Regions from separate parts of the Mus musculus genome. Here regions 1 and 2 are each linked to region 3. Evidence: chromatin loops called from intact Hi-C (ENCODE). Cell type or tissue: gastrocnemius. All regions are shown on one strand.

Evidence for each region. A loop is a pair of places that touch in the nucleus more often than their neighbours do. Peaks named below come from ENCODE experiments on the same cell type or tissue, not always from the same donor. Only the 100,000 strongest peaks of a DNase experiment are listed, where the experiment ranks them.
Region 1: a loop joins it to region 3, with 2.4 times the contacts of the local background. A loop is called at or near these places in 3 of 42 quality-filtered maps.
Region 2: a loop joins it to region 3, with 4 times the contacts of the local background. A loop is called at or near these places in 5 of 42 quality-filtered maps.

What each region holds. Positions count from the first base shown.
Region 1 is chr12:80,458,337-80,466,336 of GRCm38, forward strand. It overlaps Exd2 (exonuclease 3'-5' domain containing 2), which reads left to right and starts at 4,759. Exons shown (of 9, transcript NM_133798.3): 1 at 4,759-4,944. It overlaps Gm46363 (a long non-coding RNA gene), which reads right to left and starts at 790. Exons shown (of 2, transcript XR_001780646.1): 1 at 342-790. In gastrocnemius, a CTCF peak has its summit at 4,755; DNase peaks (open chromatin) are centred at 4,160, 4,855, 5,170 and 5,753; H3K4me3 peaks cover 2,142 bases; H3K27ac peaks cover 3,127 bases.
Region 2 is chr12:80,150,897-80,158,896 of GRCm38, forward strand. No RefSeq gene overlaps it. Among named protein-coding and RNA genes, the nearest start is that of 2310015A10Rik, 22 kb to the left of the region's middle. In gastrocnemius, CTCF peaks have their summits at 1,122 (motif pointing right), 2,365 (motif pointing left), 3,257 (motif pointing right) and 7,038 (motif pointing right); a DNase peak (open chromatin) is centred at 3,268; H3K4me3 peaks cover 412 bases.
Region 3 is chr12:80,639,214-80,647,213 of GRCm38, forward strand. Erh (ERH mRNA splicing and mitosis factor) reads right to left here and starts at 4,898. Exons shown (of 4, transcript NM_007951.4): 1 at 4,551-4,898; 2 at 1,744-1,831. The coding sequence starts at 4,553. It overlaps Slc39a9 (solute carrier family 39 (zinc transporter), member 9), which reads left to right and starts at 5,002. Exons shown (of 7, transcript NM_026244.2): 1 at 5,002-5,763. The coding sequence starts at 5,668. In gastrocnemius, a CTCF peak has its summit at 3,619 (motif pointing left); DNase peaks (open chromatin) are centred at 3,625, 4,644 and 5,010; H3K4me3 peaks cover 4,080 bases; H3K27ac peaks cover 2,108 bases.

The DNA.
Region 1 (8,000 bases), 180 kb before region 3:
AGTTATTTAGCATTTCTTTGACAAAGGAAAAATGTAAGCCGTACAAAACAACAGATTCTTTAAAATGCTTTAGATCAATTCATTATAGGCAAGAATACCATCATTAGCAGGCACATGCTGCACAAAGACTGGGAAGGCTGTGTAGGCCCACGCAAATCCTCTGGTGGTGCACTCGGTTGCACATTAACCCTTTGTGCTTGCTCTTCCCGGCTCCTTGTCTCACTGAGGCACTTTGGGCACCTGGTATCGAAAGTGCGTGGAGCAGGGCAGGGCAGTGTTTTATTGTCCAGCCTATTTTCTTTCCCCTTTTCTCCATGCAGTCCATTCCCGGTCCTACTCACCAAGCTTGAACTCTGTTGTTCTCCCCCTGGTTCTTTTTGCTTTCTAAGCACCTCGACTTCTAGTCACAAACTCTACATGCATAGCCAAGTCTGCAATGTTTTCTAACAAAAGAGAATTGAGTTAACCTCCTGAGTTTTCAGCTTTCCCTCCAAACTTTCAGAATAGTATATGTGAACACTACAAAGCAAAACTAGAAAACCCCTGCTAGGAACATAGTAGGAGACTACCCAGCAACTGAAGCTGCCATTTTGCTATTTTCCTTAAGTAACATTGCTAACCCCTCATAATCTACAGTTTTCTCTACCACATTAGAAGCAGAGTTACCCATTATGCCTAAGCCACATTGGGTGCCACCTGTAGGCATAATTTTTTGCAACCTACTTTTAACTTCTCCTTTAGCCCACCATCCAGCAGAGGTAGTGGAAGAGAAAAGTTATTAGGATACAGGGGAAGTGTACCTGTTCAACAATAGTTCTTTGGGGGAAGCTCCATCTTCTTACGCAGCAGTTCAGTCCTGTAGCAAACACCAAACACAACTTTGCAGCTGCAGACCAGTCCTCTAGGCAGGCAGGCAGACAGCACACATGAACCAGCCGCTACAGTCCAGTCCAGTCCTTTCAGTCCAGTCCAGTCCTTTCAGCAAACAGACACCAGGCAGCTGCAGTTCAATCCTGAAGAAACCACCAGGATCTCCAACCACCCGAGGTGAGGCCACAGAAGTGGCAAGTTGCCGCAGGAACTTCATGAGCAGTTCTTGGGAGTGTCTCTCTCAACAGCAGTATTATAACATGTTGAGCTCAACAATGCTATGTAAGGCGAACCAATACATGCGTGCGTGCCTTTAGCGAAGAATGGTAAGGCAGAGCAAACCAAACCGAAGCTCAGTGCCCATCTCCCACTGTCTGTGGGGTCATATTTATTCTCCTTCATCAAGAGTTCTTTCACGTGTCTGCTATAGCCAATCATCCTTTCACCTGTGTCTGCTTCAGAAAAACAGTCTTTCAGGTGTTGGCTTTAGCAAGACATCCTTTCAACTGTGTGCCCCAGCAAAGCATCATTTGGCATAAATAACTTTTCTAAGAACTAGAAGTTTCTACTTAAACACAGTTTTGCTGTGTGGCCCTGGCTGTACTGGAACTTGTTGTGTGGACCAGCCTGGCCACGAACTCAGAGATCCACCTGCCTCTGCTTCCAGAGTGCCGAGATAAAAGGTGTGTGTTACCACAGGCTGGCTGAATTTTGTTTTTATTTTGTTTCGAAACAGAGTCTCATTTCTGGCTAGTCTGGAACTTTTTGATCCTCCTGCCTCAGTCTTCTACATGCTGGTTTTGAAGGCTGGTGCCACCATTCCCAGCTCTCAAACTTGCTCGTGCCTGTCCCCTTTATAGAGGACAAGTTAGCTAAATTGGTTCTCATTATCCTTCTGTTTTCTGGCTTTTGGACCATCAGTGGTTTGATCTCCTTTCCTAGGAGAGTCTGAGTTTACAGCAGACAACGACCCAGACCATGTATGAGGGTAGAACTCTGATTCGCAAGCTCTGCAGCAGTCAGCCAGCATGGTCAGGACTTGGTCAGTGAGTTAGCATCCTTATATTTTACTGACACGCCCATTTAAAGACAAGCCAGAGAAAACCAAATCAACCATAGAAAAAGCCAGTCTCATAGTTAATCCAGTAGTAGTAGTAGTAGCAGCAGCAGCAGCCCCTTGTCAATGACCTCTGGGCTCGAGGGGTGGCTCAGTGGGCTAAGAGTCCTTACTGTGAAAACACCAAGGGCTTGAGTGCAAATCCACGCCACTGTGTGGCTGCACCTGTAACCCCAGCACTGGGAGAGGTTGAGACAGGAACATCACTGGAGTGGGCCTTGCTAGCCAGGGAAGGATTTGAGGACTGGAGTTTCATATGCTTATGAGCTGCCATGTGGGTGCTCAAAGATGGAACCCGGATCCTCTGCAAGAGCAGCAAATGCTCACAATCTAGCTCACATCTCTCGAGCCACCCCACCTTGAAGTTTTATATATTTAATACACTTTGTGGGGGCACGGTTGGGATAAAGTCTTGCTTATGCAGCCCTGGCTGGTCTGGAACTTGATATATAAATCAAAGTGGTCTTGAATTTGTAGTAATACTTCTGCTTCAGTACCCCTGCCCCACCCCCACCCAGTGCTGGGATGATAGGTATGTACCACAATACTTGTCCTCTCCTCCCCACCCCGTGTGTGTGTGTGTGTGTGTGTGTGTGTCTGTGTTTTAGACTGGGCCTCCCTCATATAGCTGAGGCTGGCTGAACTTGGTCTTCTTGCCTCCATCTCCCAAGAGCTGGAATTACAGGCTTGTGCCCTGCCACCCAGCTTCAATCTATCACCTTTAACTCTCCTGTGGTGATATTTCTTCTGTGGTCTACATGTCTGTGGCTACATGTCATCTGGCCACTCTTTGCCCTCCAGCTCCAGCAGATCCAGAAGTAGCCTTGTGTTGCCTTCTTGCAAAGCTGGATTTGGAGTTCTTTATCTATTTCAACTCCTCCAAAGAATCTACTAGAACAAAAGCAGGACAGAATGACAGACTTTACTGACCTTTGTCTCTGGAAGATCAAACACCTTAAACTTTTCTCTCTTCCTTAACAACTCTCTTCTATAGTTGTATTCTCCTTCCAAGAACTTTAAATTCTTTGCTGACTCTTCTCTGATTTTCTGTATTCCCTCCTTTCTTCCCTCCCTCCTTCTCTTTTTTTCTTTAAAACCAAGTCTCTAATGTCAGCCAAGCTAGTCCCAAACTCACTACTTGTATGGCCAATGGCCTTGAACTTCTGATCTTCAGGCTTCCCCCTCCCAAGTTCTGGGGTTATAGGCATGTGCCATTTACTTTATATAAAGTGTTGGGATTATAGGCATGTACCACTTACTTTGTATAAAGTCTTAGAGTTTCTTGTCTCCTTGTCATCTTCACCTCAATCCCTTAGTGATTTCCTCCAAAACAAAGAGAATTCATATTTAACCTGTGGGTTGTTCAGTGACTTATCCCTTTGTGTGATGTGTGAGAATAGCACCATGTCTGAGAGGATTTTATAGAGTTCTAAAATTATTATGGGCATTTCCCTCAAATTTCTGTATCTTCAAAAGATGTCCTCTCACTTCTCACATTGTATGTGTGTGTGCTCAAGTGCTACTGTGGATGTTTCCAACCAGCCTCTAAGCTTCTTGAGTGGACAGAAAAAGATGAAAATTTATAAACAAAACAAAACTCCTTCCTTTTTGAGATAGCGTTTCGTGTAACCCAGGCTTACCTCAAATTTATCATTGTAGCCTGAGGTCTAGATCCCCACCACTGCATAAACGGGGTGTGGTGGCCCAAGCCTGCCTGTAATCCTAACACTTGGGAGATGGAAGCTGGAAGATCAGGAATCTAAGGTCACCTTTGCTCACATTTTGAGAGTTGAGAGCCAGATTGTGCTACACAACACCCTGCTTTAACCCCCTTAAAAAAAAAATCAATCCTGAATGAATGGTTTCATATATAGACAATATTGTGGTTGTTATGAGGATATAGGGACCAGGAGAGATGACAACAGTAAAGAGCACTGGTTGCTCTTCTGGAGGACCCAGGTTCAATTAACAGCCCCCACACAATAGCTCAACACTTTCTATAATTTTTTTTCCTTTTCTTTTCTTTCTTTCTTTTTTTTTTTTTTGGTTTTTTGAGACAGGGTTTCTCTGTGTAGCTCTGGCTGTTCTGGAACTCACTCTGTAGACCAGGCTGGCCTCGAACTCAGAAATCCACGCCGGCTCTATAAATCTTTTCCAGGGGCTCAACGCCCTCTTCTGGCATCTTCAGACATGTACGAGAGGGGAGAGGGAGAGAGGGAGAGGGAGGGAGAGAGAGGGAGATGGGGAGAGGGGAGAGAGAGAGAGAGAGAGAGAGAGAGAGAGAGAGAGAGAGAGAGAGGGAGAGAGAGAGAGAGAGAGAGAGAGAGAGAGAGAGAGAGAGAGAGAGAGAGAGAGAGAGAGAGAGAGAGAGATTAATGGCTATAATATATAACGCGAATGAAGAGCACATTCTGTAAACAGTTTCCTTATTTTCCCGCTCGAATATAAGAAAATTAATGGGGGTGGGTGGGTATGGGGGACTTTTGGTATAGCATTGGAAATGTAAATGAGCTAAATACCTAATAAAAAAATGGAAAAAAAATAAGAAAATTAATGTAGTGGAGAAACGCTACCCTGGGTAAAAGAGAAAAAATGTCCTGTGTTGCATTTGTGAGCGAAAGTTCAATAGGCTTCTTCCTTCAAAGCCAAAACCAAAAGACGAAGCGGCATCTCAGAAAACACCACTTTTCTGAAGACATTAAGTCTTCGCAATTATAACCCTCCTTCCCCATCCTTTAACCGAGAACCTGGGGAGGAAATGCTGCCCTAGCGGCTTCCGTACAAAATGGCGCGGCCCATAGGCACACACCACGGGGGTTGTATCCTCCTGGCCAGCCACTGGGCCGGAAGTGGCTACGGCTTTTATGCATCCGGGTGGGTGCGCCCAGACCGCCGCGGGGGTTCCAGCTTGTCAGCGTGGGGTGCCGCAGGTGTTCGGTCGAGGCTGGAGGCCGCAGGTAAGGGAAGCTCGGGTTGGCAAAGTCCTCTCTGGGGTTGTGTGGCAGGCAGAGGGGTTTCCAGCGCGGCTCGAGAGGGTGGTGATGCTGAAGGGACCACTTTGCGCGTGGGCGACTGTTGGGCTGCAGAGGTGCCCAGGCGTTGTTGGCACTGCCCCTCTCCCCGCCCTGAGGCGCGGCCTCTTGGCCCCTCACTCTCGGTGTGGGCGGTTGAGCCCTCAGGTTCGGGGAGGACTCGTCCCGCCATTGGTCCCCAAGCCTTCCCGGGCCGCCCCTTTCCATCCGCCCGTCTCCTCGTCAGGAGCATCCACCAACCCTTCAAGGCTTTCTGACCTCGTCAGTTAAAAAGCAGCCCCCGCCGGGGTTCCTCCGGGCTTCGGGGGACCCGCCCCACCCGGGACCTGCGGGGCCACATCGCTCGCCGCCCGTCGATTTGCTGGGCACCACCTCTGGCTTTGGCTTTTCACCTTTGGCTTTGGCTTTTTTTTTTTGGCGGGGCAGATCAAACTAGAACTTTAAATCTTATTTATTAAAAATGGACAGCTGTTCACCAAAATTCAGACAACTCAAGTATTTATAAGCTTTGGTACACGATTGGACGCAAATTCCCTTATGTAACCATTCCTTAGAAACACAGAACTGTTTTGTTTTTAGTAACTTTTTTTTCTTTTTTTCTTTTTTTTTTTTTCTTTTTTAAAGAACTGGAGTAGTGGGGAGGGGGAGGGTCTCTCGCTATGTAGCCCTTTCTGGCCTGGAACTCAGGGATCTGTTGGCCTCTGCCAAGTGCTGGGATTAAGTCAAGATTTATTTTTGTTTATGTGTGTGCGTTATTTGGAGCCGGAGTTGCAGCCGCCTGTGAGCTGCCTGGTGGGAGGGAGTGTGCTAGGAGCTGAATTTGCGTCCTCTGGAAAAGTAGCTGGTGCTGTTGAATTATTTTGTTGAAAATACATCTTTTTCTCTTCACATAATATATTCCGACTGTGGTATCCACTTCCTCCACCCCTTCCAGTTCCTCCCCACCTCCCTTCCCATCCGAATCCACTCCCTTTCTGTCTCAATTAGAAAACAAACAGGCTTCTAAGGGGTTATAATAAAATCGAACAAAATAAAATATAAGCTAAATAAAACCATCAAATCAAAATTGGACAAGACAAACAGCAAAGACACCAAGAGAAGACATACGAGTCAGAGACCTGCTTGTTTGAATCCTCAGGGATCCCATAAAAACACTAAACTGGAAGCTGTAACTTAGTGGAGGACCTGTTGAACTCCTGCGTGGGCCCTGGGCATGAAGCCCCAGCCTCTCATGAGTTCCTATGAGCTTTGTTGAGTTCATGTAGAGGGTCTTGTTTTTTAGTGTCCTTCATCCCCTGTGGCTCTTACACTCTTTCCACCTCCTCTTTGGGGTGTGGGGTCCCTAAGCCCTGAGGGGAAGGGTTTGATGGGAGGCACCACATTTAGAGCTGAGTGTTCGAGGTTTGTCACTGTCTTAGTTAGGGTTTTACTGCTGTGAACAGACACCATGACCAAGGCAAGTCTTATAAAAACAACATTTGATTGGGGCTGGCTTACAGGTTCAGAGGTTAAGTCCATTATCATCAAGGTAGGAGCATGGCAGTATCCAGGCAGGCATGGTGCAGGCAGAGCTTAGAGTTCTATGTCTTCATCCAAAGGCTGCTAGTGGAAGACTGACTTCCAGGCAACTAGGGTGAGGATCTTAAGCCCACGCCCACAGTGACCCATCTATTCCAACAAGGCCACACCTCCAAATGGTGCCATTCCCTGGCCCAAGAATATACAAACCATCACAGTCACTCTGCACAGTGTCCAGCTGTGGGTCTCAGTATTCACATTCTGCTACAGGAGAAAACTCTTGATAAAAGCTGAACTGATCTAGGAGTATAGCAGTATGTCATTAGGAGTCATTTTACTGCCTCCCCCTTTATGAAGAGTGGTATTTGTTCTCACCCAGGTCCCTGGATTATCTAGTTTCTTGCTGTTGGTCACCACAAGCAATGTTGGGTATAGGTTCCATCTCAGAGAGGGAGCTTTAAGTCAGATGAGATGTTGGTCAGTTATTCCATGAGCTTTGTTGTCACCACTGCCCTAGCATATTTTGGAGGCAGGACGCCACTGTAGATCAGAGGATTTGTGGCTGGCTTGATGTTTCTCTTTTGGTGGCATGTAGAGTACTTTCCTTCCTGTACCAAAGGCACTAAACCATAGGGGTGAAGGCTCTACGTGGGCGCTAGCTTGTTTCTCCATGTTCAGTGAGTTCAGCAGTGGGGCTTTGGAGTTAGTTTCTGGAGAGCAACCCATAGTCTTGGCAACAGACTCAGTTGTTTGGGGATGAGACGTCTTTGGCCAACAATTCAATTAGGTGTAACCCAGTCCTAGTACCAGAAGCTTCATTTGGTGACAAGGTACCTGGCTGGGACTCTGTCTCCCCCATTATTTGGCTATTATATTTAGATCATCTTTATATATTTATTTATTGTAGGAAGCTTCTATTGTATTTGGTTTCCATACTAATTTTAATTGTCTCCCCCATATTCCCTACCTCTTCCCACTTGATTCTCCTGTTCTAGCCCCCACCTCATCCATCTATAACTATTCTGTTTTCTTTTCCTAACGAGAGCTTTCTATCCCCCTTATACCCCAACTCTATATCTAATCTTAGTGGTTCTATGGACAGTAGCTTGGTTATCATTGACTTAACTAATATCTACATATAATTGAATATTCACTATATGCAAGTGCTAACTGAAATAATTATATACAATAATGAATTTTATTATAACATTTTCATACATGTATACTACCTATTTATGTGTATTGTGATGATAAAAGAGATAGCAACTAAAAAGTTTTAATAATTATCTAAATTAAAAAGCATAGTAAAAAAGTTATAAAGAAAAAGTATTTAGTCAAGTTTAGTTTGTTTCCTTTTCCTTCTTTCTTTCTTTCTTTCTTTTTTTTTTTTTTTTTTTTTTTTTTTGGTTTTTCAAGACAGGGTTTCTCTGTGTAGCCCTGGCTGTCCTGGAACTCACTCTGTA
Region 2 (8,000 bases), 490 kb before region 3:
TCTCTGGGTCTTCATTTTGTGGGGACTCCTGGGTCACGTGAGGTTTAACGTGAATTGTTACACTTTTCTCTTGCACACTTGTCTGCTACAGGAGTGGAAAGCAACTAGTCTGGTGATGGCTGACAAGAAACTACCGTCTCACCCCTACAAGATCAAAACTGCTTAAAAAACAACAACAAAACCAAAAAAAACCTAGTAGGTTATTTATTTATTCATTCTCTGGGTGTACAATGGAATATTTCAGAGGCTACATAAAACATTGCAGTGGGCTGAATGCAAGAAGAAATACAAAACCCCGGCTGTTTATGTTCTAGTGAGCCCAGGAGTAAAAAGATTTGCTAAAAATCAAAGAACAAAGTGTGCACAGTGGGAGAACACCTGGCTAGCCCGTGTAAGGCTCTGAACTGAACCCTGCCTCAGCATTGCTAAGGACAGCTCGGATTTGCTCTCTGGTTTTTATTTGTTTGCTTGTTTTGGAAGACACAATTTGAAAAATCTTACTAAAAATACTAACAATATCTACATTTGTTGACTTTTTTCTTCGTTTTTGAGAAGTCTCACTGTGTAAGCCTGGATGGCTGACTAGGTTGCTATATAGACTAGGCTGGCCTTGAGGTTGCTGTAATCCTCCTGCCTCAACAGAAATTACAAGTGAAAGACACCAGACACGTTGGTTTGTTTTTCAAGGAGGAGGGGATGTTTTGCTAAGAAAATATTGCTTTAAATTTGTCTTAATTTTTATTTCTAGCCAGATAAGCATTGATAGCTGTATACAACCCATTTTTTAAATAGCCCTCAATACAACTTTTAAATTTTTTTTTTATGTGTATGGATGTTTGGTCTGCATGTATGTCTGTGTGCCACATTTGTGCCTGATACCCAGGGAGGCCAGAAGGTGCTGGCCCCCTTGGAACTAGAGTTATAGACAGTTGTGAGCTCCCATGTGAGTGCTTGGAGTGGAACCCGGACCCTTTGGAAAGGCAGCACTACTCTTAACCACTGAGCCATCTCTCCAGACCCACCCCAATACTTTTTTTATGAATATAGAGAAGTCTTTTTTAAAAAAATTATGTGAGTGTTCTGCCTGTGTATGTCGATGGACCATGTGCTTGTAGTACCCACGGAGTCCAGAAGAGGGCAACAGATCCCAGGAACTGGAATTACAGGTAGTTGTGAGCCACCATGTGGGGGCTGAGAATCAAACCTGGGTCCTCTACAAGAACTGAACTGTCTCTCTCGCCTCTCTTAAAGGAGTCTTAAGGCAACATGCTAAGAGCCGGGGAGTTTATGTTTGGAGGTGAAGAAGCTCAGGGCCGCTGCTGAGAGATGAAGGCCTGTGACCTCAGGACTATAACCTTTCTGCACGGACTAGAATGGCTAGAATTGTAAACACTTACACTCTATATATTTAACCACAAAGAAAAAGGGAAATTACGGAAACGCAAAGATTTAAAACAGATGCAACTGGGAATATAACTTAGCGGTGGTGTGCTTGCCTGGCCATGTGTGAGTTCCTGTTTAGTTCCAAGGACTGGGGGTGGGGGTGGGGGCCTCCTGCAGATACTTTCTAGAGATACGTAGAGAAGGTGCATTCAGGGCGGTGAGGCCTGGGACAAGGAACATTAGCTGAGTGAGGGGAAGTCAAAGACAGTGTCTCACTTGGGCTTTGAAGCAGGCCAAACTCTAAACCGTCTGCTGAGTAAAGAAAGAAATTCATATGTGTATGCACTTTTCTGCTATTTTTGCATTTGTTTCTGGGGGGGGGGGAATGATTTTTACATTTAAATTTATTTTTGCAGTGTTGGACCCAGAGACTCATTGCATGCTAGACGAGTGCTCAACAACTGAGCCATACATATACAAGGACCTCTTGTAAAATAAGAAAATGGCCATTAAAAGAAAAATAACTGGGCTGGTGAGATGGCTCAGTGGGTAAGAGCACCCGACTGCTCTTCCGAAGGTCCAGAGTTCAAATCCCAGCAACCACATGGTGGCTCACAACCATCCGTAACAAGATCTGACTCCCTCTTCTGGTGTGTCTGAAGACAGCTACAGTGTACTTACATATAATAATAAATAAATCTTAAAAAAAAAAAAAAGAAAAAGAACAACGGCTGGAGATGTAGCTCGGCGATCAAGCCCTTGTCTGGCTTGCACAAGGCCCCAAGTCAACCCCTAGCATAGAAGAAACGATTAAGAATGGAAAAGTCCTTATGATCTTTTACTAGCGCAGTTATGAAAGAGATAACTTAAAAGTTAGGGTGGATGTGAGGCTGGAGAGATGGCCCAGCAGGTAAGAGCACGTACTGCTCTTGGAGCAGGCCTGGTTCAGTTCCCAGCACCCTCGCTGTGGTTTAGAACTGTCTGAAACTCCAGTTCCAGGGCATCCAGCGCCCTCTTCTGGTCGCTAGAGATGCTGCATGCACATGTTACACATATATCCATGCAAGTATAATACACACATAAGAGAGAGAGAGAGAGAGAGAGAGAGAGAGAGAGAGAGAGGAAGAAAGAAAGAAAGAGAGAAAGAAAGAAAGAAAGAGAGAGAGAGAGAGAGAGAGAGAGAGAGAGAGGAAGAAAGAAAGAAAGAGAGAAAGAAAGAAAGAAAGAGAGAGAGAGAGAGAGGAAGAAAGAAAGAAAGAGAGAAAGAAAGAAAGAGAGAGAGAGAGAGAGAGAGAGAGAGGAAGAAAGAAAGAAAGAAAGAGAGAAAGAAAGAAAGAAAGAAAGAAACCTCTTGAAAAAAAACGTATGGTGGGAAAGATGGTTCCATGTACAAAGGTGTTTGCCTTGCAATCCTGGTGGTCTGCGCTTGATCTCAAGGACACGGGTAAAGGAGGAAGAAGAGAACCAAGTTCACAAAGTTGTCCTCCTATAGCATGCTTTCTCTCTCTCTCTCTCTCTCTCTCACACACACACACACACACACACACACAAATACTTTTCTTGAAAAGTTAAAATCACATGACTGCACTCCTCAGAAGAAAACACTGAACACGTGTTTCTTCCTGTATTATTATTTTTTCTTTCTTTTTTTTTTTCGTTTTGTTTTGTTTTGTTTTGTTTTTCAAGACAGGGTTTCTCTGTAGAGCCCTGGCTGTCCTGGAACTCATTCTGTAGACCAGGCTAGCCTTGAACTCACAAAAATCCACCTCCTTCTACCTCCTGAGTGCTGGGATTAAAGGCATGCACGTGTGTTTCTTATAACTTATTCTTATAACTTCTTATCGATATCAAACGTAGCTACTCCTACAATACACCAGCAGGTGGCGCCTTAGCATGCTGACCACACGGAACTAAAGATAGGAAGGACCTCAGAAGCAAGAAGTGTCTGAGTCTCATGCCATCCTCCTCTCTCCTCCCATTTCTTCCCCAAGCCATAGAAAACTGGAAACCCTCTCCCTAAAATAAGTCACAAGACCCAGAAAGGCCGCTCCTCTGCCCTACCTCTCCTGACACCAGGCTATCAGATTCTCATTCCACAGAATCTTGCTTCTTGCCTATGATGGGGCAGAGTGGGCAAGAAGAATCAGAACAGAGAAGCCTATCTGCCCCCCCCATTTATTATGTATAACAGGTGGGTATATTATGGATCTTGAGCCTCCCCCAAAGGGCTTGCATATTGAAGGCTTGGTCTCTAGCCTGCTGTGCTCTTGGGGACATGATAGAACATGACGATTTGAAGGTAGGGACCTGGGGAGGAAGTTGGGACATTAAGGCTGTGCCTTTGAAGGGGAACCTGGGACCCTGACCCCTTCTACTCCATCCCCTGTTACCCAACATTGTGAGCTGAGTCCTCCTCCTACACCATACCATGCTACGGCAGGCCCAAAGCAGCCAGGCACATGATCACAGCTGAGGCCCTCGAGACTACACGGCCCTTTCCTCAGATTAAATTGTCTGTCTCTGGTGTTTCATCACAGGGATAGAATACTGGGTAACACAATTATCGTTACTCAGACACCTTTCTCGTCGAACTATTTCCCTCATAATTTAACTGAGCCTTCGAGTGCCTGTTTCTGAAGGTCTCCATGTCACATACAAGTTTGATAAGTCAGTGTGCTGTGTGTTTTCTCTTGTTATCCTGCCCGTTGCTGTGGCGAGTTCACCGGGACACCATGGGTTGCAAGGAAAAGCTTCGCTCCTCCCTGTCCTGATAGAAAAGTTCTGGCGCTTGGTTTGGTTTGATTTGGTTTTGGTTTTCAAGACAGGATTTCTCTGTGTAGCCCTGGTTGTCCTGTCCTGGAACTCCAGGCTGACCTCAGGCTCACAGAGATCTGCCTTCCTCTGCCTCCTGAGTGCTGGGATCAAAGGTGGGCACCACCTGACATAAAACAAATCTTTAAAAAAGGAAGAAGAGAAATTGTGAGAGGGAAAAAAAATGCTCAGGCAAAGGAGTCTGGGAGGGCCTTATGGGCATAGGGTGGGGTATGAAGAGTCCTTGCTGACCCTAGAAAGAATGATGTCCTCCTGGCATTTGGGAGCAAGTCATCTTGCAGGCCAGCCTCCTCTTTGGACACTATGCAACTGGAGCGGCCTCTGATCCCAGACCCACTCATGGACACATGGCTCCAGAATTATTCACCCTCTGCTCCCAGAGTTGAGTTTGCATATGAAACTTCCAATCTAACAACTGCCAAAGACAGGAGAGAGAGAGAGAGAGAGAGAGAGAGGGAGAGAGAGAGAGAGAGAGAGAGAGAGAGAGAGAGAGAGAGAGAGAGAGAGAGGTGCAACATGTAAAAAAGAATTGCAAACACACCGTTGGTATTTCTGCTCATTCTCTTATGCACAGCTTTCCTCCCTGGGCAGCCTCGGGAGCTGACTCTCTCTCTCTCTCTCTCTCTCTCTCTCTCTCTCTCTCTCTCTCTCTCACACACACACACACACACACACACACACACACACCTCATAGAAGCCTCACAGAGGCACAGGCCCTTCCCTAAGTCACAGGCCTTTGAAGCCCAGGTTCCTGAGCTGAGGGCCAGGGTTGGCAGGACCCAGTCACAGAGCCAATCCCTTCCCACACGGCTGAGACGGCTTAATCTTTGCTCCTCAAAGCTTGGGTCTGTCTTCCTCCAGTCCCTAAAGGACCAGACAGAGGCCTCAGAGGCCTTGAGCCTGGGAAACCATTAGGCCTGTGGCCACTGCCCAGGGGACTTCCTACCCTTGTCTTTGTGCCTTGCTCAGCTGAAAGTTCCCCAAATGTGGAATGACAGGACCATGAAGTGGCTGGCCTCCCTGTTGCCAACCTTCCCCAAAGTTGGCATGCTGCTGCCCTGACTTCTGAGGCCCTGAGAGAACCTGGGCTTACATTCATGGACTCCTTTCTCTGTGGAGAAGGCATCCTGTGAGCTCCCCACAGAGCAGACCCATGGTCACCAGGACTTAGCTCACAAACAGCCAGCCAGAGCTCTTCCCTGCTCCCTGGATGGTTCCTAGGAATCAGCTGCCCCAGGAGCTGATGCTAGCCCTGCAGCTCCACACCCCCCCACTCCCTCCCACTGCAGCCTATTCATGGCAGATGGGGCATTTGAGCCCAACAGACATGCTGTGCCGGACCATTAAGACCTTTGCCAGCAGCACAAAGGTGCCCCACATCACCAAGGTGCTAAATTCACATGAGGAGAACCATGTAATCACATGATCGAATGGCAGCAAGAAGCAGGCTCAGGACCCCTGATAAGAAGAAAAGAGGAGGGGGAAGGCATGTCAAGGAAGGGGGAGGGCGAGGAGGAGGCCACTGGAGAAATGACTCAGTGGATAAGAGCACTGGCTTTCCTTCCAGTGGACCCAGATTAGATCCCCAGCACCCACATGGTGGCTCGTAGCAGTCTGTAACTCCAGGTTCAGGAGCTCCAACCCTCTATTCTGGTCTTCTCAGAGGCACCGTATGCACACAGTGCACTTTATATATACATGCAGGCAAAACAAACATAAAGTTAAAAAAAAAATTCAGACAGGGTTACTGCTCTGTGTAGATCTGGTTGTCCTGGAATTCACTCTGTAAATGAGGCTGGCCTCAAACTTGGAGATCCGCTTGCCTCTGCCTTCCAAGTAAGTGCTGGGATTAAAGCCATGTGCCACCTCCATCTGGCAAATACACATTTTTAAAAAGAATATATGAGTCGGAGCTGGACAGATGGCTCAGCGGTTAAAAGCACTGACTGCTTTTCTGAAGGTCCTGAGTTCAAATCCCAGCAACCACATGGTGGCTTACAACCATCTGTAATGGGATCTTCTGGAGTGTCTGAGGTCAGCTACAGTGTACTCGTATAATATGTATATATGAAGAGAGAGAGAGAGAGAGAGATGACTATTTGAAAGTTCTTGTTTATGTCCAGAAAAAAGTCCCTTTTAGTAATGCTGAGTTTTTAATCTATGTTGTCTCAAAGTGTAGATATAAACTCGTTTAGATTGGTTATTGCGCCAACCTAGAACATTCAAGGGACAAATCCGTAGTCTGCCCCTCTTAAACCCACCCTCAGAATCTCTGGGACAGAGCCTAGGACCCTGCTTGTTTAAAATCCTGTTTAAATCTGAAGTTTCAGAACCATTACTAAGATGAACACATTTTGCTTTTTGGATCAGTGAGACCCCAGATGTGAGAAGTCAAGGCCTTAGGTCCTCGTCTCTTAAAATAAGGGTAAGAAGCTGGGCATAGCAGCTGACACCTTTAACCTCAGCATTCTGGAGGCAGAAGAAGGTGGATCTCTACGAGTTTAAGGCCAGCCTGGTCTACATTGTAAGTTCCAGGACAGCCAGGGCCATATGGAGGCCCTGTCTCAAAAACACCAAACATAAAATAGGATAATAATGATAAGTGTAAAGTTAGAGCAAGTGTAAAACACTTGTCTTAGACCAACATAAAGTAAGTGCTTAACGCTTGGTAGCCATTCTTTTCCTACTAATGGGCCTAGGTGCTTCTGTCGCCACTCTGTGCTACGGCTGTACATAGTCACTCACAATCCTGGGACCTGTTCTAAGTCCTCCAAATGGGTAGATTGGCTGCACTTTTCCATTCTATGAAAAGCTGTAATTTTACATCTGGCCACTAGAGGGCAGCATCTGCCTATCTTTTATTTTTAAATTGGTCATTTATTTTTATTCATTCATTCGTTTGCTTGGTTGGTTGTTTATTTAAACGGGGGTTTCTTTATGTAGCTCTAGCTAACCTAGAATCCCCCAGGTGGCTCAGGCTGACCTTGAACTTAAGAGCGAGCGCTAGACCTGCCTCTGACTTCCTAGTGCTGGGATTCTCTTTTATTTTTAAGTTATCTTTCTTATCTTAAAAAACACTTCTAAAACAGCATTTTCTTCCCCAGTTGTGTGGAAGGCAAGCTGGCTGAGAATTACATAGGCTTCTCACTTTGCCGCAGCATTCCGCTGATGTGCACCCTCCTTCAAGAAGTCCTTTATGACTACTGTAACTTAAGATAAAGCCTACAAGTCCACACACAGCTTATTAAAATACAGTTTATATAATACCCTAAAATACTTTTCTTTAAAACCCAGTTTTCCCAATGCCTCGAATTATAAAGTAACAATTTTGTTCCTAAGCCTAGGGTCTCCCACACATGCCCAGTGACAGTTTACTGGTCATTGCAGTGCCACACAACTGCACACCAAAATACCCCCCCACTTTCTGTCTGCACAGGCTACCATTCTCCACCCTTCCAGCTGGGGTATGTGTGGAAAAATATACAGGAAGCCTCGGGGGAGGTGGGGTGGTAGCTCCTTCTAGACTCTCAGGGTTCCCACCTCAACCAGGCTCCAGGAATGGCTTCCCACCCTGCAGAATCAAACCATTCTAGCACTTGGAAGGACTGGGTTCCCATCTCAGGAGCTAGACAGAGGTTCCCAGTGATAGCCACTCTCCAAGCAGAACCTGGAGAATGGTCAATATGTCCATTTGGGCATCCACCACTACATGAGGTCTATGTGGGAGGTTAAGAGGCAGACATGGAAAGAGAATGAGGGACAGACAGGTAGCCAGCCAGTGGTGG
Region 3 (8,000 bases):
GCACAGGTTTGGCTTGTTTACAGGGGTTCTGGGCTCTCACACTCATTGGTGCTTATGTCTTTACTGAGCTATCCCCCCCCCTAACGGCTACTAGCACACTACACTGAAATTCTGTAACTGTAAGAATTAAAAAGGAAGTCAAGCCCAGGAAGGTAACTTCACGTGCATCTTTAAAGGCATGGACACAGACTGTCTGCCACCATCAGGACGAAGAATGAACACTGACTCAGCACTTCACTGCAGGCTGGAGCCAGAACAAAGAGGCAAGAAGTAAAAAGGCATCTAGCTAGACCAGAGAAGTAAACTGCCTCTATTTGCGTATAAGGTGGTCTTGTAGATGAAGCCACCAAGACATGATTAGAATTAACAAATGAAGTAACAAGGCTGTAACATACATGATCAATACATGAAAATCAGCTCTATTTCTATATACCTCCCACCAAAAAAGAAACTTAAACTCCATATAAAGCTCTTACCAATAATTTGGTAAATAAATTTACCAGCATCAGATTGAGTCGAAGGAGAAAGGGAAGGGAAGAACATAGAGGCAGATTTTCAAGGTAGAGAAAGTGTCTGCTTTTGGCATTGGTAGGCATGAACCTAGGACTTCATGAATGTTAAGCAAACTCTCTACTACGGAGCTATGCCCCAGCTTCTAAGGTACCCTCTACACCCTACCCACTCGGGTTTTATCAGAAAGCACCCAGTATCCAGCTCACGCTGTCCTGCAACTTACTATGTAGCTCAGGCTGGCTTCCACATGCTCCTTTGACCTTAGCCTCAGCAGTGCTGGAATTACACACAAGGGTAATGGCCACTGCTTGTCGTTTAATTTTTTTTTCCTTTTCAATAGGATGTGCCACATCACCCGCCTTCCCTTTCCATCTTTAGGAGCCGAATGTGATGGCAGTGCCAAGTGTATTGCACAGGCTCCGGGAAGTCATCCTTATTATAAGCAGCTTTTGTTTGCACAGGTATAATCAGCTCCATTTGGAGGCTAATAACCCAGTTAATTTTGAATAATCAACGGTTTTAGGGATCCATTGTGCAGCCAAACCAACTATATAACTTTTTGATAGAAAGAAGCAAAGAACAATTTCCTAGCAGTGTTAGGCAGTACACCAGTTAATATGTAATGCTTAAGCACAAAACCAAATCCACTTAGCAGCAAACAGCCTGCGCTCTAAAGGCTCCCTGGGTATGAGTCTGCTGTGAGTTTAGCATATGCACAATAAATCATATTGACCTGTTTCTGTGAATCTTGACTTTCCCTGAACTAACTTATTTTACGTTTCAGAAGGCTTTCTCAGAGCCAACGGTAACAGTGTTATAGTTTAGCAGAATATGTCAAAGAGATGTATATAAAACACCCACATATCGTAACAAAATGTAGTAACAAGTAATAATAGTCCACACTAAAAACCTATTTTTCCTGCTTAAATGAGTACTTCAAGAAATGCAGGGGGGAACTGGGGCATGGTAGCGCACGCCTTTGATCCCAGCACTTGGGAGGCAGAGGCAGGCAGATTTCTGAGTTCAAGGCCAGCCTGGTCTACAAAGTGAGTTCCAGGACAGCCAGGGCTACACAGAGAAACCCTGTCTCGGACAAACAAACAAACAAAAAGAAATGAAGAAATGTAGGGGGAAAAAGATTCCAGTTCCCACATGCTATTCATCCCCCAGAGAGCAGCGTGTGTGAGGGACTGTAAAAACCTCCCCCTCATTACCTTTGTGCTCACTCACCTTCCATGCACTCATTCACAGACTCATAGTCAGCATAAGTCCTGCCCTCTGGCCTCTTGGTAGGCTGTACCAGCAAAATGGTGTGAGACTGAAGGGGAAAAACAACGTCAATGAATATCCCAACATGCGACTCGGAAATTCTCATCACCACATAAGCCCCCGACGTGACGTGACACAGATGTTAGTTACTAAAACATAACTGACTAGGTTGCTCATCCGCAGTTCATGTTTCCCTATCAGTGCTGGGCTCACAACTCCCTTAACTAAGTCAGCCCCTTACCCTCTGGATCATTTCTCAAACTCCAAATATACCCGCTCCTGCATTTTTTCTTATTAACCTTTAGAACCCGTTTTCTGACTCCACTAGCCTCTAGCTCTCTTAACTCAATAAAAACTAAGACATGGAGTAGTTAAAGGAGAACAGGAAATACTATAATCACTGTATCAACCTAAGGTCTTTCCTGACTTGAGCACAACAGCGGAACCACATTTTATACAGGAGTTACCTCCCACATCAAGGTGTAAGATAAAGTAACAATATAAAATGTATATAGTGAACACCACACTAAAGTTATTTATGGAACTATTCGTCTAGATAACTTGCCTTAAGGGGCCAGCTCATACCCAAATAATTTATCTTTGAATGTACAAAATCTTTGATTGTACCAGAGGAGCAGGACTTCACTGAAAGCCTTCCTCTCTTGCTCACTGGGGAGCCGAGTCAGCTTCAGAGTTCTCACTATATTTGGGGACAGAAATGAATTCTTTGGGTTTGTCCTGAGCCTATAGGATGTTTTGTGGCACCTTTGGTCTCCACTCACTAGATCTCACTAACACCAACTCTCTTCAAAGAAGCAAAACCCAAAAATATCTTTAAATAAGTGAAGCAGACATCCTGACCAGCATAGTCTTATATAGTGTCTCTCGTGCATTTAAGAATGATTAATTAGCCGGGTAGTAGTGGTGCATGCCTTTAATCCCAGCACTTGGGAGGCAGAGGCAGGCGGATTTCTGAGTTTGAGGTTGGCCTGATCTACAGAGTGAGTTCCAGGACAGCCAGGACTATACAGAGAAACCCTGTCTCGAAAAACAAAACAAGATTAATTAATTAAACAAATGCTAGCATGATGCAACTCCACTGCAAGCCCAATTCTCAGCCAAATTATTCCCCTTATTTTCTTCACTTGCAACACTAGTTTCTGATTAAAAAACAAATTCTCATGTCAGGATGCCCAAACTATTTTGAGATAATCCAAAAATTTAATTATCAACAAACTGAACTGAGTTTCTAAGATTTAGGCTTTCTGGATAAAAACAGAAATAAAAGCACTTTAAATTTCTTACAGCAAGAGCATTATTATTTCTCCATCCCCAGCAAGATCTGTGTCTTTAATTAAGTTTGAGAAGACTTGAGAGAAAACTCTAAGTTGGTAACAAAAGAAACCTGTAGTCATGTGAACAGTGTTTTGTTTGTTATTAATAGCCAGAGAAAGCAGGATGTGTTGTGTAGGGGCTCATAAAAGGCCAGCTACTCAAATGGTACTTTTGTTGTTGAGAAAATTAGTCTCATGAAAGCCTATTTGCATTTTTGTAATGGCTCATCCTAGACAAGCTATTCATTCTTTGCCACATTTTTAAAAATTTTAGGCAAATTAAGGAATAACTTGAAATAATATTTGAAAACTATAAACACACCTGCTCCAAATATTTCCCTTTTGTTTACTTAAAAATAAGAGGGCATAAGTACTGGAGACATGGCTCAGTGGTTAAGCCCACGAGCTGCTCTTCCAAGGGACTGGTTTTCAATTCCCTGCACTCGCACGGTCGCTTACCATCACAGGTAATTCCAATCCTGGGGATCGGACGCCCTCTTCTGTCTGTCGCAGGCACTGCATGCAAGTGGCACACAAGACATGCAGGCAAATCACCACACACCGAAAAGGAAGATCCCCAAAAGCAAAACAACAACCAGAGTGTTGATGGCTCAGTGGTTAAGAGCACGTGCTACTCTTACAGAAGGCATGAGTTTGGTTCCTAGCACCCACATCCTCCGCTCACAACCGCCTGTTCTAACTCCAGACCCAGGGGATCTCATTCCCTCTTCTGGCCTCTGAGGGCTCCTGTACTCACGTGCAAGCACAGACACACAACTTAACAAATAAAACAAAAACCTTCCCTGCCGGATTTTGGGACCAGGACCCTGGAGTCTCTTTTCAGGCTCCACTCCCAGGAGAATATAAGAAAGAACAAGATCGAAGGCTGACAAAATTGGCAAAACAGGGCAACTAAGGATACTGAAAAAGGAAAAATACTTTCTTTTTTGAAGTTCGGGGGTTAGGGGGCAGGCTGAGGCAGCACACTGTAAAGCCAATCCGACCCCCTAAGGCCGACCTACGGAGAACCGTAAGGTGACGGGTGTGTCAGTTTCAGGAAACGTCTAACACGTTCCCCGGCCATTGTTCCTACAGTCGGCTAGTGCATCTGATGAGAAATGAACGGCACCCCACACCTCCCTCTTCCAGGCAGCGATCGGCAGGGAGGGCATCGTCTGCCCACCGCATACCTCGCCCCCCACCATCAGGCGGGAGGCGCGCAGCCGCAGGGAGGAGGATCAGGTCCGGGGCCTACGGGCAGGCCCCGCGGCTCAGCGCCGGGAAGGGGAAGGGTCCACCCGCGAGCCGGGGGGAAGGGGGCGGGGAGCAGCTCCCTCGCTCGCGCTAGAAGGGCAGGGGCGGGAAGGATGGGAAGATGTACCGAGCAGGGGTGGCCCTCTAAGTTGGGGACCCCGGCAACCGCTAAGGACTCACCATCGCGCCAAACGCTCTTGCTGCAGCCGCCGCTAACACCTCTGCTGCCGCACACGAGCTCAGCCGCAACGCCGCCAACAGCCAATCCCGCGAGAGCCGCCGCCGGAAGTCGTCGAAAGCGCGACGCAAAAGGAATCTTTCAGACCATAGAGAGACACACGTTTCTGGTTTCTAGAGTGGATACTGACGCTGTTTCAGCCATCTTGGTTAAGGGCGCCGGGATGGGTAAGAGACTCTTTCTCCGCTTTAGGAAGAAGAGTTCGTTTCGGGATTCTGCCTTCTGTACTCTAATTAACTGACAGGCGGCTAAAGTGATGGGGAATACAACAGCGACACCAGTCGTCTTTTTTTTAAGCCTTTCTAAAAAAATGGCGGCAATATAAGGACCTGGCCGATAGGTCGGTTGTAACCCGGAAGTGCCCTGCTAAAGAGGAGGCTGTGAGACAATCCGGAAGTGGGAGTAATGAAGAGGTGCCACTTGGCGGCCATGGCAGCTGTAGTATTGGCGACTCAGGGTCAGGGCCTGGCTGAGGGAAGTACCATGGGTAGCACCGGGTGTAGGGCAGAGACAGCATCGTGTCGACTTTGCTGTTGAATCCTCCGACCCAAGTGAGAGACTTGCAGGACATCTTGCCCGACTCTAGACTCGGAAGGTAGTTTGCTGGGACTGGTGGGCTGGTCCCTTCCCTGGGGGCGTATCACCTGCGGTGCCACCCCTAGGAACAGGTACAGCGTGCGAAGAAGACACTTGGCTTTACCCCTCTTTCCTACTGCTACCAGGGGCCTTGTCTAGGAGCGGGTCGTCGTGACACTCTCATTCCGACGATTGAGGTCTCTTTCAGCACAATTTCTCCATCTGTGACCGACCGGAATCTCAGTGGCTGGCAACCGAGTACCTAAGATTGCGCGAAGTTTTCTCTGGTGCTAGAGTCAGCAGAAGGAGCTTGCTTCTTAAGAGAGTGGCGTGCTTCGAGAACACCCCGGCTGGTGGCAAGGCTGAAAGAAGTGGGCAAATTCCCGTTTGCTTGGAAGACCACGCGTTTAAACAGCCTAAGCGCCTTTCGAAACTGCTGGAATCTTAAAGCCTGGTGGTAGAGGGTGACTACGGGAGGGCAGAATGGATGACTTTCTCTCCATTAGTCTGCTGTCTGTGGCAATGTTGGTGGGATGTTACGTGGCCGGAATCATTCCTTTGGCTGTTAATTTCTCAGAGGTAAGACGTTCTCCATTGTCTGCCAAGCGTTAGGATGATGCTAGACCTAGCTATATTTGCAAAGAAGCTGTTTCTCAGCTCTAAGGTCTCATTAAGGAAAAGATGTAACATTTCACAGTAGAAACAAAGCTTGTGTTCAACCGTATACATCTTAACCAAGAATGGTAGATAGATGATACACTGGAGAACCTGGAGTGTTCAGAATCCTCTGAAAATTATATACCCCCACGACCACCAAAAGTTGGGGCTCTGCATTTTTCAAGAGACAGGAACCACAGTTACATTTCTGATGATTCCTGGAGGTTTCAAGAAATCAAGATATCAGATAAAACCAAATGGAGACTTACTATTTCACTGAGGTGAAATCAGTATAACAATTTCTGAGAAAAATCATGAATGTTTTTGGAGAAAAGCTTAGGATGTCAGCACTACAATCAGTGTGAGAGAAAAAAGCTACAGTAGGTTGTTATTATCATTTCCTTTCAAAGAAGCCAAGGGCTGGAATGGATATTCTGAGATTATTTTCAAATCTCTTTGTTTAGAGATAAACTTTTTGCACGCCTTTAATCCCAGCTCTGGGGAGGCAGAGGCGATAGATCTCTTGAGTTTGAGGCCAAACCTAGTCTGCAATGCAGGATGCACTTTGGGTTATTTGTTAGGTTGTCATCCACTAAGCAGAGGTTATGGGGGGGGGAGAGAAAAGATATTCTCGTCTGTTCTTTAGATCATCAGAGTGTCCTAGGTACACAGTGCTCAAAGGTTTAAGGAGAAAAAAACTACTGCATGCAAGAGAATTCCATAGTTTCATCCCCAAGATCAGTAGTAGAGTAAACCCTTGCCTCAGTTGTTCTATTCCTGAAAGGACTAACTTCCCCAGAGGAAAGATGAGGCATGAGGTAGGCCTCAAAGAGACTCTGAAGGGAAGGCATTGATGAAGGTGGAGAAAGCCTATGGTGGAAAGGGTGGTGAGTCTGGGCGGGGAGGGGAAATAGGGCCTTTAGCCAGAGAGAAGGAAGGCGTCACCTTGGCTTGCGTGTGGTCCTTTTCTATTTCCTTTTTCACCTGTGCCCTTTGGAATCTAATGATACAGTAAGTTATTTAATTTTATTTTTATTTATGGATGTTTTGCTTACATGTATGTCTGTGTACCACATGCAATCCTGGTGTCATTGGAGGCCAAAAGAAGTTGTGGGGTCCCCTGGAACTGGAGTTACAAAGTGTCATGAGCCACCATGTCGCTGGGAATTGAACCTGGGTCCTCTGAAAGAGCAGTCAGTGCTTTTAACGGCTGAGCCATCATAACCATAACACTGTTTAAAAAATTATATATATTATGTAATATGACTCACTGAAAGGCTTGGGGTATAGCCAAATGGTAGTGTTTGCCTAGAATATGCAAAGCCTAAATTTGATTCCTAGCACTGACAAACAAAATCCTAGCAACACACTCACTCAGCCATATTACAGACAAGGAAATAGGCTCTGTAACTTGAAAAGTTCAAGTATCTTGGAATTAGATAGTCTGAGTCAGAGCCGTTTTCAGCCACTGTCCACCGTGGCAAGGGTACATAGTACATGTACTACGTAGCTCATGGACAAGTCCAGCTCACAGCTCACAAACTTACTCTGGTAGCTATTTAAATTGTTACTGTTGTTTCCTGTTTTCTGTCAAGGTAGCAGTTGGATAGAGCTGGGCAGCAGGTCACCTGTCAGTCCTTGACCAATGAAACCTCTCTTTTGGGTTACTTTCCTGCCTAGGCTTTCTAGGCCACTTATTAACCATCTAACATAATGGTTTTTGTTTGTTTGTTTGTTTGTTTGTTCTTTCTTTTAAAATATTTATGTGTGTGTGTTTTGTGTGCAAGAGTATCTGTGCAGCTTGTGTGTGCTTGGTGCTCTTGGGGGCCAGAAGAGAACATCTGTTTCCCTAGACCTCGACGTGCACCACCACTGACCACTGACCAGCTGTTTGTTTTTTCAAGACAGGGTTTCTCTGGGTAGCCCTGGCTGTCCCAAAGTCACTCTGTGGACCAGGCTGGCTTCAAATTCACAGGAGTTCCCCAGTTTCTGCCTCCTTAGAGCTGGGATTAAAGGTGTGCACCTTTGTACTTCTCTAAAGGATTTCTCAGAACAGAAATGAAGTCAGTTGACAGTTGGAGCCATCAACTCTTACAGCATCAGTGTTAGAAATGATCTGACCTCTAAACCGGGTATGGCATGATTTCTCTTCACTTTCT